Regions from separate parts of the Homo sapiens genome. Here region 2 is linked to region 1. A link is an interaction called in ENCODE POLR2A ChIA-PET data of the cell type or tissue named here. Cell type or tissue: CD4-positive, alpha-beta T cell. All regions are shown on one strand. Each heading gives the region's core, and the rest is flanking DNA. Links, peaks and the distances in the headings are about the cores only. Region 1 overlaps RBL2 (RB transcriptional corepressor like 2). Region 2 overlaps FTO (FTO alpha-ketoglutarate dependent dioxygenase).

Region 1 (9,878 bases), core at 2,610-6,609:
CTTGGCGACAGCGCAAGACTCCATCTCAAATAGGTAAATACATACATACATACATACATAAAACAAAAGCACAGGCAACTAGTGAAAAAATATATTGGATTTCATCAAAATTAAAAACTTTTGTGTATGAAAGGAGACTATATATAAAGTAAAAAAAACAACCCACAGAATAGGGCAGGAAGGAAATTATGTTTCATTGCGCTGATCAATACATTGGTTATTTTACTCACAGATAAATCCATGTCTCCTAGTCTTTTTTGTTCCTGCTCAATAACAGATTCTAATACTTTATAGTAAAGCATCTCCGCAAAACGAAAATGTTTGCTGGCAATTTCTGTAGAAATAATAAAAAAAAAAACCCCACAAAAATGGCACACAAAGAAAATAAAGGCCCATTCCTCCTCCTTTACTCACAAAATAAAATTCAAAACCAACCCAATACTTTAGATATGCACACTTCTTATGATTGGTGTTTTAATTATCCCTAAGATACCTTAATTTTCTTCATGGTAACAGTCACATTTTTCTAAAATTATTAAATGAAATTTGCACATAAGGAACTGTAATATCATTTAAGACTAACACCCTTTTTTTTCCTCTATGTTTGAACAAAACAGACCAATGCTAAGAGGTATGTAATTGGCTTACTAGTCCACACCTACTTAGTTCCAATTCCTGACAGCAAACAATTCCTAGGCCAGGTTTGGGCCCATAACAGTGATATCTCCTGTCCTTATTCTCAATATGTTGAAGAATCACTACACTTCTATTTAATTTCCAGTTTACAAAAAAAACCTAAAGATTTGCAGATAAAAAAGCATCAGAAGTCCAATATAATAAAGATACCATTCTAAAATTTCTATCTTACTGAGAAGGGCTCAGAAATCAGTTGGTTGACCAGAAAAATTGGACAGCCATATCCTAGCCTTCAGTCTAAAGTCATAAATCTTTTCCTCATCTTTCTTAGTTAGTAAGAAATGACTCCATTTAGTTAAACTTCAAACATAAAAGCAGAATAACAATGTTAAACCTTACCTTTAGCACAATTACTGAAATCCTCGTCTGGCTGGAAATGCTGAGAATATATTTCAAACATTTCTTTCAGTCTGTTAGCAATAGCCTGGGTTGGATCTCTGGAACATGTCCTAAAAAAGGTAATGAGAAATAACATAATTTAAAGGTCTTGTCAAGTCACAAGGGGATAAAATGTTTCTATAATTTCACTAACATGTAAATATAAAACACTCTGAACAGAAACTATACACTTCCCAAATTAATCCAAGAGATCCCATACTTCCTTTTCAAAGGTGGTGGTATTACCAGTTTGAATGAAAAAAAAAAAAACTTTTCTTGTGGGAGCTACACCTTTTATTTTATATATATATATTTTTTTTGAGACAGAGTCTCGCTCTTTCACCCAGGATGGAATGCAGTGATGCAGTCTTGGCTCACTGCAACCTCCACCTCCCAGGTTCAAGTGATTCTCCTGCCTCAGCCTCCAAGTAGCTGGAACTGCAGGCACCTGCCACCACGCCCAGCTAATTTTTGTATTTTCAGTAGAGATGGGGTTTCACCATGTTGGCCAGGCTGGTCTCGAACTCCTGGCCTCAAGTGATCCACTTGCCTCAGGCTCCCAAAGTGTTAGGATTACAGGAATGAGCCACTTCGCCCGGCCGGGGATACACCTTTCAGTGCAGGAAGTTTAGCAACCTTGGCCTGGGCCCATTCGATATCTATGACTGTCCCCCACCTGTCCTACACATCCCCAGTCACTGATTATCCCAAACTTGCCCTTAACTATTTCCCTAGAGGACAGTAAAACTCCCATTAAGAACACCTGGAAGAAAATAGAATGAAGGGGTGTAAAACCCATACTACAGACTCACATAAACTGTTCCTGGCATTCTACATTTTTTTCCCGCCAACGAGGTTTACTTCAGTCTTTCTATTATTAGAAAGCAATATATGTTCAATCCAGAAGCATTATACAAATTATCACCATGTAAGCTTTTTGTAACAACTGTTTTTATCTTGATCACAAATATATATATAATTATATACATATTCTTTGTGAAAATGAAGCAAGTTTAAAAAATTATAAAGAGAATAAAAATCAATTACAGTCCTGCTAGAGATAACTACTGAATACATATACAAGCAGAATTTTTCTGGGAACACACACACACATACCTTTCAACAAAAATAGCACCCTTTATTTTACCTAGTATTTACTGGTAATATTTATTTAACCCCACTAATGGTACCTAAGATTTAAAATGCTGTTATGCCTAGTTAGAAACTGTAAAGCGATCTGGAAGACACAGAGATTAAGATGGCTTCTGAAATGTATTTACGAAATGCTTCTAAATTCAAGGCAAACAAGGTGCATCTGAAAAACATGACTCAGGAAGAGGCCACAGAGATATAACTTGTTGAGTATAAATCACAATCAAGTTTATGAATAAAGCAGACTTCACTAAAATGTAAAGGAAAAGTAGTTGGCATTTAAGAAGCCTGGCTATGAGTGGGAAATTACTTATGTGTACATATAGGGTCTTCTTGATATACCATCATCAGAAATAAAATGGGGTCCTTTTGGGTCTACGTTATCATATCATAAGGTTTTAGGACTGAGAGGGACCTTGGAGGTAACTTTTCAAATCAACTTGCCAAAGGTTATGCATAAGATGATGAGATTCAGCCTACTGGGCTTTTAATTAAAACTCAATGATATTCCTACCAGTCTCAGGGAGATCAAAGGAACTAAATGCAGTGAACTTCCTTTCCAGGATAAGGATGTTTTATAGAGCTTACAAAAGTTACAGTGGTTTTTGTCCTGCTTTATGAACATGTGGAACTCTATTAATCTTTTCAAATCTGAGTCACCCTTCAGAACTTACCTCAGGTTCAACCCTCTTCATAAAGTCCTTTGACAATTCCCATCATCACTGAGCTTCCCCCCGCCCCCACCTCACCACTCCCTGAAATCTTGAAAGAACAGTTGGCAATAAGACACTTTTGTGTTTTACTCTACACTGTCTGGTGTTATTAGTTACTGTGTCTTGTATTATATTAAAGAAATCTAAGGAAAGAAGATCTTCCACTTATACATCTTATTGCTAGGTCCTCTATAGACTCACAACAGGACTGAGTATACAATTGATAAAAAATTATTCATGGGTGAATTAAGGCATTAATAATGAAAGAATAGGAAATTGGAAAATGGTCAATAACCAAATCTTAGAAAGCAGACAGGGCTCAAACTAACCTGAGAATCTGTTCCAGTTTCTCACTTGGTGCATTCCTGAGGCCTGTCAGCATGGTGTGAAGACGACTCAAGCTATGCGTAGCTGTAGAAACTGGAGTCACACAAGGGCTATTCTCCTTAATGTACCTAACACCAGTTAGTGGTGTGGAGATTCTAAGTGCTTTGGACTAAAGAAAAAAAAAATTACACAGAATTAATAAACATTTTTTAAAGAACATTATTTTAGGCCAGAAAGACTTTAATTCACTTCACAAATGGGACTTCAAGCCAGTAAGACTTTATCTTTACAATATCAATAAATTTTAGTGACTCAAATGTCACCATTCTTGGAATTTAAACATAACAGCATTAAGAGCCGCCAATATCCATGTGAAGACGAAGGTGTGAAAGAATAATTTGTATTTTAGCTAACTAAAAGTTTGTCTCTTAAAAGTTAAAACTCTAAAATAAGGTACAGCTCCCTACATTCCCTCTTGTAAAACTTATGCTCGGAGGCAAAGATAAGCATTCTGCTCACCTGAAAAATTAAGATTATTCTCAGCTCTGAGAAACAGAATTTCACAATTCCCATCTACTGCTATTTTTGCAGACACTCAAAGATAAAAGAAAATTGTGATTAAATTTGGTTCCAAAAAAAATCCATGATTTAACAAAAGCCTACTGATATGGTTTGGCTATGTCTGCATCGAAGCCTCAACTTGAATTGTATTTCCCAGAATTCCCATGTGCTGTGTGAGGCACCCAGTGGGAGGTAATTGAATTATGGAGGCCAGTCTTTCCCGTTCTATTCTTGTGATAGTGAATACGTCTCGCGAGATCTGACGGCCTTATCAGGGGTTTCCACTTTTGCTTCTTCCTCATTTTTCTCTTGCCACCGCCACCTAAGAAGTGCCTTTCGCCTCACACCATGATTCTGAGGACTCCCCAGTCATGTGGAACTGTAAGTCCAATTAAACCTCTTTTTGTTCCCAGTTTTGGGCATGTCTTTATCAGCAGCGTTAAAATGAATTAATACACCCACCATCCAAATATTCAAATTTGCTTCAGAGACAGATAATAAGTTGAACATTCCCTAAAAAGGCAACTTGATGCAGAACAGCCTTCATTGGTCTTCCTGCCCCTCCTCTACCTTTGGTTACCAGAATCTATCACAGGTTCTCCCCCTAAGGTAGACAGGTCTTCAGAGAAATAAGTTAAAGTCAACATTCTTGACAATAAATATGGAGAAGATGTGACTTGGTGTCAAAGGAGCCAGTAAAACATCTTTCTGATTTTTCAAATAAACTCTGAAAGGTTAAGATAGCTTAACAATGTCTTTTAATATTCAAGATAAAATTTCCCTGTGTATTAAATGTACTTATTCTAATTTTTTAAAAAACCTAGCAAAACTTTCACCTGGCAACAGAGCCAACTATTCAAGTTTCATAAGATATAGAAAAGCACAGAAATTTACTGTATACAGAAACAAACCTACATGTTTTCTCTATGTCTTAAAGTGTAATACAACTAAGACTTTCACTTTGTTTCAAAGAAATTCATTCTATAATTAAGTCAATAAAATGATTTGGGTAGATTATTGCATTCAAAAGGCTGCTCCCTGCCTTACAAGGTTTCTTGCAGCCAACTACTTCACTGTGCATGAACCGATGCCTACATTGGGAGGCACTGGGAGGGAAAAACACCTTGTACACAAACAGGAGAATCAACAGCAGCCAGCAGCATATAACCACATCACCCACAGGCAGCAGTAGTTTCACAGAGGAAACTAGGTGTGACAACCACAAACAGCTTCCTGCCAGAGTCCTCAAGGTCAACATGGTGCTTCTTGGTAGCACTGTGCTTAGCTTAAAGCTTCCTGTTCATTCTGATCAAGAGGAATCTTTAACTTGGGTGCAAATATTAAGTCGGTATCTTAAAAATATTAGGATGTTCCATCTCCAAATGAAGACTTACAAAATTTGGAGTGACCCTGAGCTTTGTCCTTAGTCCTCTTGTATTCTCTCTCAATTCATACCTCTAAGTAATCCCTCCTCATTTTATAGCTTTAAAAGCCATCTACGGCTGGGCATGGTGGCTCACGCCTATAATCCCAGCACTTCAGGAAGCCGAGGCGGGAAGATCATGAGGTCAGGAGTTCAAGACCAGACTAGCCAAGATGGTGAAATGCCGTTTCTACTAAAAATACAAAAAATTAGCTGGGCATGGTGGCAGGCACCTGTAATCCCAGCTACTCAGGAGGCTGAGGCAGGAGAATCGCTTGAACCCAGGTGGCAGAGGTCACAGTGAGCCGAGATTGCACCACTGCACTCCAGCCTGGGTGACAGAGCGAGACTCCATCTCAAAAAAAAAAAAAAAAAAAGCTATCTGTACCCACCCTGATGACCCCAGGACATATATACACAACCCCTAACCTCTACTGTGAACTGTGAACTCCGGTCTTGTATACCTCAACTGTCTATTCAACTTCTCTACTAGGATGCTTAAAAGACATCTCTAATTTAACATGCTAATAACCCTAACTCTTGATTCCCCTTCCCCCAGACTTGCTCTTCCCTCTTAATAAATTTCAGTAGTAAATGTTCCCCGAATGTCTACTATGTGCCAAGCGCTGCATACAACACTGGTCACAGCCTTGGTGAAGCTTATATTCTAATGCAAGGAGACAGGTAATAAACAATTCTTTCTACCTACCTCCCTACTTACTGTCAGACAGTGATAAATACGAAGAGAAACACTAGCAAGCAGAGTCAGGGGGAAAAGAAGTCCTGAGGGTTGGGGAGGATGTTGTGGTTATTATTGACATAGCAGTTGGGTTATCAGAGACCAGAATGAAGTGAGAAGGAAGCCACATGAGTCTCTTGAAGCAATACAGTTTAGGCAGAGGGAATTGCAAAGGCAAAGGCTTTGTGTTGCAGGCATGCCTGGCATATCTGAAGAACAAAAAAGGAGGTTAATGTGGCATAAGTGGGTGAGGAGGGAGGAAAGTAGATGAATTCAGAGAGAGCCAGGGCCAGATAACTTACAACATTACAGGCACTTGTCAGGATTTTAGCTTTTATATCATTCACCCAACTGGAGACATCACTGTTCTCTTTTTCTCATACCCTAGATACAAACCCTCGGTAAATCCTGTGGGTGCCATCTCCAAAATATGGCCCAGCTACAAACCATTCTCTGAAGCAAGCCACCATAAACTATTGCCAGAATCATTCCAATAGCTTCTTAACTCCCTACTTCCACCCTTGCCTCTAATCCCACTTTCCCAGAAGACCTTTAAAAATGTAAATCAGTCACTCCTCTTAATAACCCTCTTAATGGCTTTCACCTCAATCAGAGCAGAAGCAAAAGTCCTTACGATGGCTTCCAAAGCCTACACGGTCTGTCTGGCTCTCTTGTTCCCTCTTCCCTGCATTTCTTTTTCTTCTTCTTTTCTTTTTTTTTAAAGACAGGCTCTTGCTCTGTCACCCAGGCTGGAGGGCAGTGACGCGATCACGGCTCACTGCAGCCTGGAACTCCTGGGCTCAACGAATCCTCCTAACTCAGCCTCGCAAGTAGCTGGGCCCACAGGTGGACACAACCATGGCCAGCTTATTTTTTGTATTAATATTTTATGTAGAGACGGGGTCTCACTTTGTTGCCCAGACTAGTCTTGAACTCCTGGGCTCAGGCAGTCTTCTGCCTCAGTCTCCCAATGTGCTAGGATTACAAGTATGAGCCATCACACCTGGCCTCCCGTCACTTCTTACCACTTTTTCCCTCACTCTATTCCTACCACACTAGCATTCTCACTGTTCCTCCAAAAAGCTAATCCTGTTCCAACCTCACGGCTTTGCATTTGTTATGCTCTCAGCTTCAAATACATTTACCCAGCTATTCATATGGCTTGCTTCCTCACTTACTTCTGGTGTGTGACACCGTTCCCAACCACCTTACCTACCACAGCCCACCCATCCCATTCTCCCCTCCCCTCAATATTTTGTATTACTACTCTATTTTCTTCATCTATCATCACCCAACATACTATATATTTACTTGTTTATCTCCTGTCCATCTCCCCACACTGGAATATAAGCTTCTTTAGAACAGGGTTCTCGTGGTTATTTTGTTCACTGCTTTATCTCCAGTGTCCAGGACACAACCTGACATATAAAATGCTTTAGGAATATCTGTTGAATGAATAAGCAGACCAGTCTCAAGTCTGAAGCAGCTCACTTCCAGGTGAACTGGCCCTTGGATTACCCAGTGTTTCCCTGGTGGCACTTGCCAGAAGTTTGGTGTTTTCTGTTCCACCACATAGCAGAAGGGAAACTCTTGGCCTGCATCACTCTAAGTGTCTGTTTGAAATAATACCACGTGGTCCTGAAATTCAGTTTAAAAGAATTTTCTTAAAGACTGTAGATCCTCATTTTCTCCAGTCTCTTAAATGAAGGCCCCAGTCAGGTCAATTATCACTTTCTAAATGCCTACACTATGTTCACTACATATAAGACCATATATTACTGGCCCATCTTTTTAAAACCAACAATTATCAGCATGACACATTTGTTTAAATTTATATTAATTTCTTTTTCTCAGACCTCACTAAAATGAATGAAAGTTGATATTAACAAAGCAAATATCATAGAGATACCTTTTTCAATTAAGAGAAGTATGATGAGAATTTTCTCCTTCATACTGTAGGCAAGTAAAACACAAACATGAAATTACCAAAATAAAAAAGAACCCCTGGCTTACCTGCTCCTGTATTTCTACTCTTCTGGCATGGCTAAACTCACCTTGTCAAAATGCTGCTGTAAGATGTTTTTCATCTGCACCCTTTCAGCAGTCTCTGTTCCTGAACCAGCGTTCAGACACCTTGAGAGAGTCCCAATTTCCTCCTCAGCATCCTCTCCAAGAAATATCCGCTCATCTAAATTCCCAACAGATAAAACATACTCCTCATAGGCCTTATTGATGGCTTTACTATAGGAAAAACAAATACAGACAAAATGTACTCTCTCACAGAACTGCCATTTCAATTAATTATTTCATTTTTTTATTTACTAAAAGTTCTAATAGTTTTTTGAAAGTTAAACTTTGGTAGGGTAACTTGTAGTTATAAGAACTGGATAGTATAGCTGGGTGCAGTAGCTCCCGTCTGTAATCCCAGCACTTTGGGAGGCTGAGGCAGGTGGATCACGAAGTCAGGAGTTTGAGACCAGCCTGGCCAATATGGTGAAACCCTGTCTCTACTAAAAATACAAAAATTAGCTGGGCATGGTGGCACGTGCCTGTATTCACAGCTACTCAGGAGGCTGAGGCAGAAGAATCGCTTGAACCTGGGAGGCAGAGGTTGCAGTGAGCCGAGATCATGCCACTGCATTCCAGCCTGGGCGACACAGCGAGACTCCATCTCAAAAAACAAAACAAAACAAAAACTGGATAGTATCACATGTAATCCTGCTATCCCCAAGCTCATCCATCACACAGTACAAGTATTTTGCTGACAGTGTTTCAGCTGCTGGTAGGTGCAACTTCCGGTGAGAAGCTTAACTATCTGTCTAGCTGCTCTAGGCACCCCTGAAGACTTCCACACTTACACATCATCAATTTTCACCCATATAGTTCCAAAAGAATTTATTTCAAAATTTATAATCCAGAAGCTTAAAGAAACTTCAAAAACAGCCATACAATTTTGAACACATTTAAAAAGTGTGCTTATATTTAGGTGACAGAATTTTTGCTTCCCTGTATTCTCTCACAAAACATATTCTCAGTTTCCAGAGTACAAACAATAAAAACACTAACTTCTGAAGTTTCCTAAGTATACAATTTAAAATATTAAAACATTTTATACAGAAGTACTCACAAACTCTCTCCAAAGTTCCCAGGTTCTAGAAACCCAGTGAGATTTTCTTCTTTTCCCTTAAGGAGCTATGATGAAAGAAGAGATCCTTAAGTCGTCATGTTAAATCAAGTTTTTCTCCAGAAAACATTTTCACGTTATTTCTTTGCTACTTACAAACCTTTTTTTCATAAAGTTTCCTAATATAGGGTTTCCAGAAATGTTCCTTTATCCCCTTTGCTTCCAAAACTAGGCCATCATGTAAGGAACACAGTTTCTCAATGATACAAGGGGGGTCAGAGGAAGGTTTAGAATCTTTAGCATGAAAATCTTCAGATAAGCCTATGGTGTATAGAATCACAAAACAGAGATATCAGCACACAATAAGCCAATTTGTAATAAACTAAAATGTAAAACATAGAGTATAATCAGTATACCACTTAGCATACAAATGTATAGGAAACAGTATATATGGGCCTATTTCAACGCTAAGAATTTGTCAAAAAATGGCAAATAGAAGTAAAGTGTATCATTACTCGAAAGATTTCAGTTATTCAATTATTTATGTAGAGATGGTTAAGGGAAACTTAAAACTTAAATTTTAGGATATCAAATTTTAGGATACTAAGATCTAAAAACCACAAAATACAACTTTGCAAGTAAGTCTACTTTTAAACAAAAAACACCACTTTAAAAAAATTACACTGTTCAGATATTATATACTTTAATTTGAATGTATTAGATGTATTTCATACTAGTTTACAATTTATTCTTGCCCTAGACTCA
Region 2 (6,865 bases), core at 2,866-6,865, 290 kb before region 1:
CCAATGAGCTCTTTGTCAGAGATAGCTAAATGATGGTAGTAGATGCTATGTTAAATACTGCAAACACCAACAGCTCATGTCTCAAGGTGGCAGTCTTACTGAGTGAATGTGGGGGCAGGCTAGAGGATTTGCAATAATTAGGAAGGACACGAGCCACAAGTGGCACCAAATAATAAAAAGCAGGAGTTATAAATTATGGGTCCTCCTAGGGCCAGGAAAACTTCCAGCAAATATTTTGTAAGTTACATGAAGTTAGTGTTATAAGACAAGCAATGCAGATGCAAAACTTGGAAGAATTTCTTCCAATTATGCCAACAACAGCAAAAAAAAAAAAAGTGTAAGTTCCTAGAGGAGCAGCTATAAATCCTATAACATTTTCATATTTTAATCATGTTTATTGGGCTGGATCAAATAAATGCCCACACTGAAAACCCATCCCTGGTTTTTCTGGTTTTGCATTTTGTTTTGTTTTGTTTTTTTTTTTTTTTTGAGACAGGGTCTCTCTCTGTTGCCCATGCTGGAATGCAGTGATGCGATCACGGCTCACTGCAACCTCAACTCCCTAGGCTCAGGTGATCCTCCCACCTCAGCCTCCTGAGTAGCTGGGACTACATGTGCACGCCATCATGCACAGCAAATATTTTGTAGAGACAAGGTTTCACCATGTTGCCCAGGCTGGTCTCAAACTCCTGGGCTCAAGTGATCCACTTGCCTCAGCCTCCCAAAGTGCTGGAACTACAGGCATGAGCCACCTATTCCTATCCCTAACCCTGTTTTTTTTTAAAGCCCTCAACGAAGGATTCTTTAAAAAAAAAAAAAAAGGCAGTCATATCTGACTATGTAAATTGTACACCCTTTATACCTTAGGGGGAATGGGTTTACTTTTTATTATAACTATAAAGTTCATTTATCATTTCAGAGGAGACATTAAAATAATTGTGGGCAGTGTGATATTGACCCTTGCAAGCCACATTCTTGCCCTGCAGATACACTGCTGCCACACAGCTGGGTTAGAAGACAGTGTTAAAATTACAGTGGAACCACATAATTGCTGCATCATTAGTGGTTGGAGGGTGAATTGAAGGGATGAGTCTTAAGACAAATTATTCCATATGGATTGAAAAGAAGTATGCAAAAAGATATGCAAGATTGATTGCTGAGATATAGTCTAGGAGTCAACTTTTTTAATTTTAAAGATAATATTTGAACACTACCCTTTTGAATTAAGATTTCCTCAAAATGAAATTGATTTATATTCAAATCCCCTTTGACCCTACTTACGTGACTGGATGGCTATACCATATTTGGTTTATCCATTCATCAGCTGGTGGACATTTGCATTGGTTCCACTTTTTAATTATGAATAATGCTTCCATGAAAAGAAAGTATAATTTTTTTTTAAAGTGCAACCCTGCAATAGGCTGTCCCTCTCCTATTACTAGATCAGCCCAATCTTTGCCTCCCAAAGAGGTAGCCACTGTTGAATCTTTACAACATATTCTGTCTATATGCAAGCATTTTACACAAATAGTAACAGTATTCTACACCTTGTTCTTTTAATTGTCTTGAAGACAGTTTCATCTTCACTAGCTTCATCTCCCTTAATGTATTTAAACTGTTCCCTACTGATGGATACTTAGATTGCTCGTGTTCTGCCACTACAAATAATGCCACAATGAATATTCTTATACATATGTCTTTGTGCCCATGTGCCAGTACAAAAAATGGAGCAAATTCATGTAAGTAGAACATAGCTGGGTCAAAGAGGATTTGACTATAAGTCAATTTTGTTTTTAGAAGATCTTACTTCAAGAAGGTAAAATGTAAGCGATTCAAATCCTGACTGCAGCTTGAATCAGAGAGAAAAATAACCAGCAACATCACTAGGAAATAGGCAATCCACTGCATCATTATTTTTGTTAGTATCTTTGAGATGTAATTCACGTAACATAAAATTCACCAACTTATAGTATATGATTCAATGGTTTTTAGTATATCCACAGAGTTGTTCAACAATCACCATATTCTAAGTTTAGAACTTTGTTATCACTCCAAAAAGAAACCCCTGCACCGATCAGCCCTCACTCCTGATTCTCACCCCACCCCTGGGCAATCACTCACCTACTTCCCATCTTCATAGATTTGCCTGTTATAGACATTTTATATAAATGGAACCATATAATATTAGTCTTCCATATCTGGCTTTCACTTAGAATAATGTTTTCAACATTAGTCCATGGTGTAGCATGTGCCAATACTTCATTCTTTTTAAATTTTTTTTTTTGAGATGGAGTCTCGCTCTGTAGCCCAGGCTGGAGTGCAGTGGCATGATCTCAGCTCACTGCAAGCTTCGCCTCCCGGGTTCATGCCATTCTCCTGCCTCAGCCTCCCAAATAGCTGGGACTACAGGCACCGGCCACCACGCCCGGCTAATTTTTTGTATTTTTAGTAGAGACGGGGTTTCACCGTGTTAGCCAGGATGGTAAATTTTTTTTTAATAGAGAGAGGGTCTCACTATGTTGCCTGGGCTGGTCTCGAACTCCTGAGCTCAAGTGATCTCTCGCCTTGGCCTCCCAAAGTGCTGGGATTACAGGTGTGAGCCACCACTCCTGACCAGTGTTAGTGTATTTTATGTGTGGCCCAGGACAATTCTTCCATTGTGGCCCAGGGAAGCCAAAAGATTGGACACATCTGTTTTAAAACCTTCCTTTTATTTGAAGATGAATATGAAAATTAAATAAACGTCCATACTTAGGTTTAAACAAACCAGGAATGTCACCACCCACAAGCACAGAGGAAGAACAGTTCTATTTCTTTAGACCTACAACCTTCGTAATTTGTTTTTGGTTTTCATCCTCTAAACTGTCTTCCATATTGCCCATGTTCTGTGTGCAATTCAATCAAGTAAAATTGCTGTGATCTTCTACTGTGTTGCCATGTACCATGCTAGACTGAAAGACACAGAGATTAATAAAAGCAATGAGTTCCCAATTCTCCAGGAACTCACATTTTGGTTAAGTGTGATCCTTTTTGATAATAGTTTGTAGAGATGGTAAGCAAACTTACCAAGGTCAGCAAACTTCTTCTGTAAAGGACTAACTAGTAACATTTCAGGCTTTGCAGGCCACATATGGCCCCTATTAAATATTCTTCTTCTTCTTTGTTTTTCTTTATAATCTTTTAAAAATTTAAAAGCCATTATTGGCCGAGCACAGTGGCTCATGCCTGTAATCCCAGCACTTTGGGAGGCCAAGGAGGGCAGATGACCTGAGGTCAGGAGTTTGAGAACAGCCTGACCAACATGGCAAAACCCCATCTCTACTAAAAATACAAAAAATTCGCCAGGTGTGGTGGCGTGCACCTGTAATCCCAGTTACTCAGGAGGCTGAGGCAGGAGAATTGCTTGAACCTGGGAGGCAGAGGTTGCAGTGAGCCAAGATCGCACCACTGCACTCCAGCCTGGGAAACAGAGTGAGACTCTGCCTCAAAAAAAAAAGAAAAGAAAAGAAAAAGAAAAAGAAAAAAGCCATTCTTAGCTCAAGGGCCAGACTTTGATATAAGTTATAAGCAAAGAGAAAAATTACAGGTTCATAATCTTACCAATTAAACATGCCAAATGCAATTTAAAATTCATTAATATCAGTTATGATAGCCTCAATTCAACTCTGTCTCTTCTTACTACTTATTCTTTTACTTCCATGACTCTGTTTTCACCAATGTTATTTCTTGCACAGATTCTTTGATAACTGATGAAACAAACTCTCTTTCTGCCCCTAAATTAGATCTGCCATTTGATTCCCAATTGAAATTACATTCTACATGAAGGACAAAAACCAGATGGTCATCTCATTAGATGCAGAAAAAGCATTTGAGAGAATTCAATATCCTCTCATGATAAAAACACTCAATACCTTAGGTATAAAAGGAATGTGCCTCAACACAATAAAGGCCATACATAAGCCCACAGCTACCATTATACTCAATGGTAAAGAATTAAAATCTTGGCCGGGCGCAGTGGCTCACGCTTGTGATCCCAGCACTTTGGGAGGCCGAGGCGGGCGGATCACGAGGTCAGGAGATCGAGACCATCCTGGCTAACACGGTGAAACCCCGTCTCTACTAAAAATACAAAAAAATTGGCCGGGCGTGATGGCGGGCGCCTGTAGTCCCAGCTACTCGGGAGGCTGAGGCAGGAGAATGGCATGAACCCGGGAGGCGGAGCTTGCAGTGACCCGAGATTGCGCCACTGCACTCCCGCGTGGGCCACAGAGCGAAGACTTCGTCTCAAAAAAAAAAAAAAGAAAAAAAGAATTAAAATCTTTTCCTCCAAGATTCAGAATAAGACAAAGATACCCACTCTTGCCACTTCTATTCAGTACAGAAGTGGAATATAGTATTAGAGTATTGCCAGAGCAATCAGGCAAGAAAAAGAGAAAAAAAGCATCCAAATAGGAAAGGAAGAAGTAAAACTATTGCTGTTTGCTGATGATATGCTCTTACACTACATATTAAAAACCCTACAAATTCCACCAAAATACTGTTAGAACTAATAAATGAATACAATTAAGCTGCAGGATACAAAATCAACACACAAAAATCAGTAGTCTTTCTATATGCTAACAGTGAACTATATAAAAAAGAAATCAAGAAAACAATCCCATTTAAAATAGCTACAAGGCTGGGCACGGTGGCTCATGCCTGTAATCCCAGCACTTTGGGAAGCCGAGGCGGGTGGATCACCTGAGGTCAGGAGTTTGAGACCAGCCTGGCCCACATGGTGAAACCTCGTCTCTACTAAAAATACAAAAAAGTTGGCCGGGCACGGTGGCATGTACCTGTAGTCCCAGCTACTGGGGAGGCTGAGGCTGGAGAATTGCTGGAACTCAGGAGACGGAGGTTGCAGTAAGCTGAAATCGCACCACTGCACTCCAGCCTGGGCAACAGAGCAAGAATCCGTTTCAAAAAAATAAAATAAAATAATAAAATAAAATAGCTACAGGCCAGGCACAGTGGCTCACACCTGTAATCCCAGCCAAGGTGGGTGGATCACCTGACGTCAGGAGTTCAAGACCAGCCTGGCCAACATGGCGATACCCTGTCTGTACTAAATATACAAAAAATTAGCCAGGCATGGTGGTGCACACCTGTAGGCCCAGCTACTCAGGAGGCTGAGGCACGAGAATTGCTTGAACCTAGGAGGTGGAAGCTGCAGTGAGCCAAGATCACATCACTGCACTCCTGCCTGGGTGACAGAGAAAGACTCTGTCTCTAAATAAATAAATAAATAAAATAGCTATAAAAAATAGTTCTATGAAGAGTGAGTTGTGAAAAAATAATACTTAGGAATAAATTTAATACCAAGGAGGTAAAAGACCTATACACTGAAAACAATAAAACATTAATGAAAGATACTGAAGATGATACAACTAAGTAAATGATATCCCATGTCATAGACTAGAAGAATTAATATTGTTAAAATGTCCATACTACCCAAAGCAATCTACACATTCAATTCAATCCCTATCAACATTCCAATGTCATTTTTCATACAAATAGAAAATATAATCCTAAAATTCATATGGAACCACACACACAAGAAAAAACCCTGAATATCCAAGATAATCATGCACAAAAAGAACAAAGCTGGAGGCATCACACTACCTTATTTCCAACCATATTACAAAGCAATAGTAATTAAAACAGCATGGTACTAGTGAAAAATGGGCTCATCAACCAATGAACAGAATAGAGCCCAGAAATGAACCCATGCATGTATGTGGGTTTGACAAACGTGCCAAGTATATACTTTGGGGAAAGGACAGTCACTTCAATAAACGGTGTTGAGAAAACTGGATATCCATATGCAAAAGAATAAAATTGAACCCTTATCTCACACCATATACTAAAATCAACTCAAATGGACTACAGACTTAAACATAAGACCTGAAACTACAAAACTACTAGAAGACAACATAGTAGATAAACTACAGGACATTCGTCTGAGCAATTATTTTTATATCTGACCCCTAAAAACAAAGGCAACAAAAGCAAAATAGACAAATGGGATTACATCAAAATAAAAAGCTTCTGCACAAGAAAGGAAACAATTAAAAAAGTGAAGAGACAACCTACAGATTGGGAGAAAACATTTATAAGCTATACATCTGATTAATATCTAAACTCAAATACCTCTACATTAAAAATTTAATAACCCAGTTAAAAAATGGGGAAGGTACCTGAATAGACATTTCTCAAAAGAAGACAAATGGCCACCAGATACATGAAAAAAATGCTCAACATTACTAATCATTAAAGAAATGCAAATTAAAACCACAATGAGATATCCCCTCACACCAGCCAGAAGGACTACTGTCAAAGAGATAAAAATAAGTTTTAGTGAGGATGTTGAGAAAAGGGAACCCCTGCAATCTGTTGGTGGGAATGTGAATCAGTACAGCAATTATGGAGTTCTCAAAAAAACTAACAATAGAATTACCATATGATCCAGCAATTTCACTTCTGGATATTTACCCAGGATACTTGAAATTGGTATGTCAAAGAGATGTCTGCACTCCCATGTTCACTGCAGCACTATGCACTATTCAACTTATGGAATCAACCAAAGTGTTCATCAACAGATGAATGGACAAAGAAAATGTGACATATATACACAGCCCGTAAATACCACTCAGCCTTTAAAAAGAAAGAAATTTTGTCATTTGCAGCAACATTGGATGGAATGAGAGAACATTATGCTAAGTGAAATAAGCCAGGTACAGAAGGACAAATACTGCATATTCTCACTTACATGTGGAATCAAAAACAACTGAACTCAAAGAAGCAAAGAATAGAATGGTGGGTACCC

Evidence for each region. ChIA-PET counts read pairs that join two places held together with the same protein. Peaks named below come from ENCODE experiments on the same cell type or tissue, not always from the same donor. Only the 100,000 strongest peaks of a DNase experiment are listed, where the experiment ranks them.
Region 2: POLR2A ChIA-PET joins it to region 1 with 5 read pairs; 2 of 35 experiments call an interaction of 5 or more read pairs at or near these places.

What each region holds. Positions count from the first base shown.
Region 1 is chr16:53,453,008-53,462,885 of GRCh38, reverse strand. RBL2 (RB transcriptional corepressor like 2) reads right to left here. Exons shown (of 22, transcript NM_005611.4): 6 at 9,274-9,434; 7 at 9,117-9,181; 8 at 8,044-8,230; 9 at 3,269-3,435; 10 at 1,036-1,145; 11 at 231-334. Among named protein-coding and RNA genes, the nearest start is that of RBL2, 23 kb to the right of the region's middle. In CD4-positive, alpha-beta T cell, for the core only: no CTCF peak of the experiment used is centred there; DNase peaks (open chromatin) are centred at 5,025 and 6,085; H3K4me3 peaks cover 1,822 bases; H3K27ac peaks cover 2,415 bases.
Region 2 is chr16:53,746,877-53,753,741 of GRCh38, reverse strand. All of the region lies in intron 1 of FTO (FTO alpha-ketoglutarate dependent dioxygenase), which reads right to left. The region is part of intron 1 of LOC124903691 (a long non-coding RNA gene); the gene reads left to right. Among named protein-coding and RNA genes, the nearest start is that of FTO, 46 kb to the right of the region's middle. In CD4-positive, alpha-beta T cell, for the core only: no CTCF peak of the experiment used is centred there; no DNase peak of the experiment used is centred there.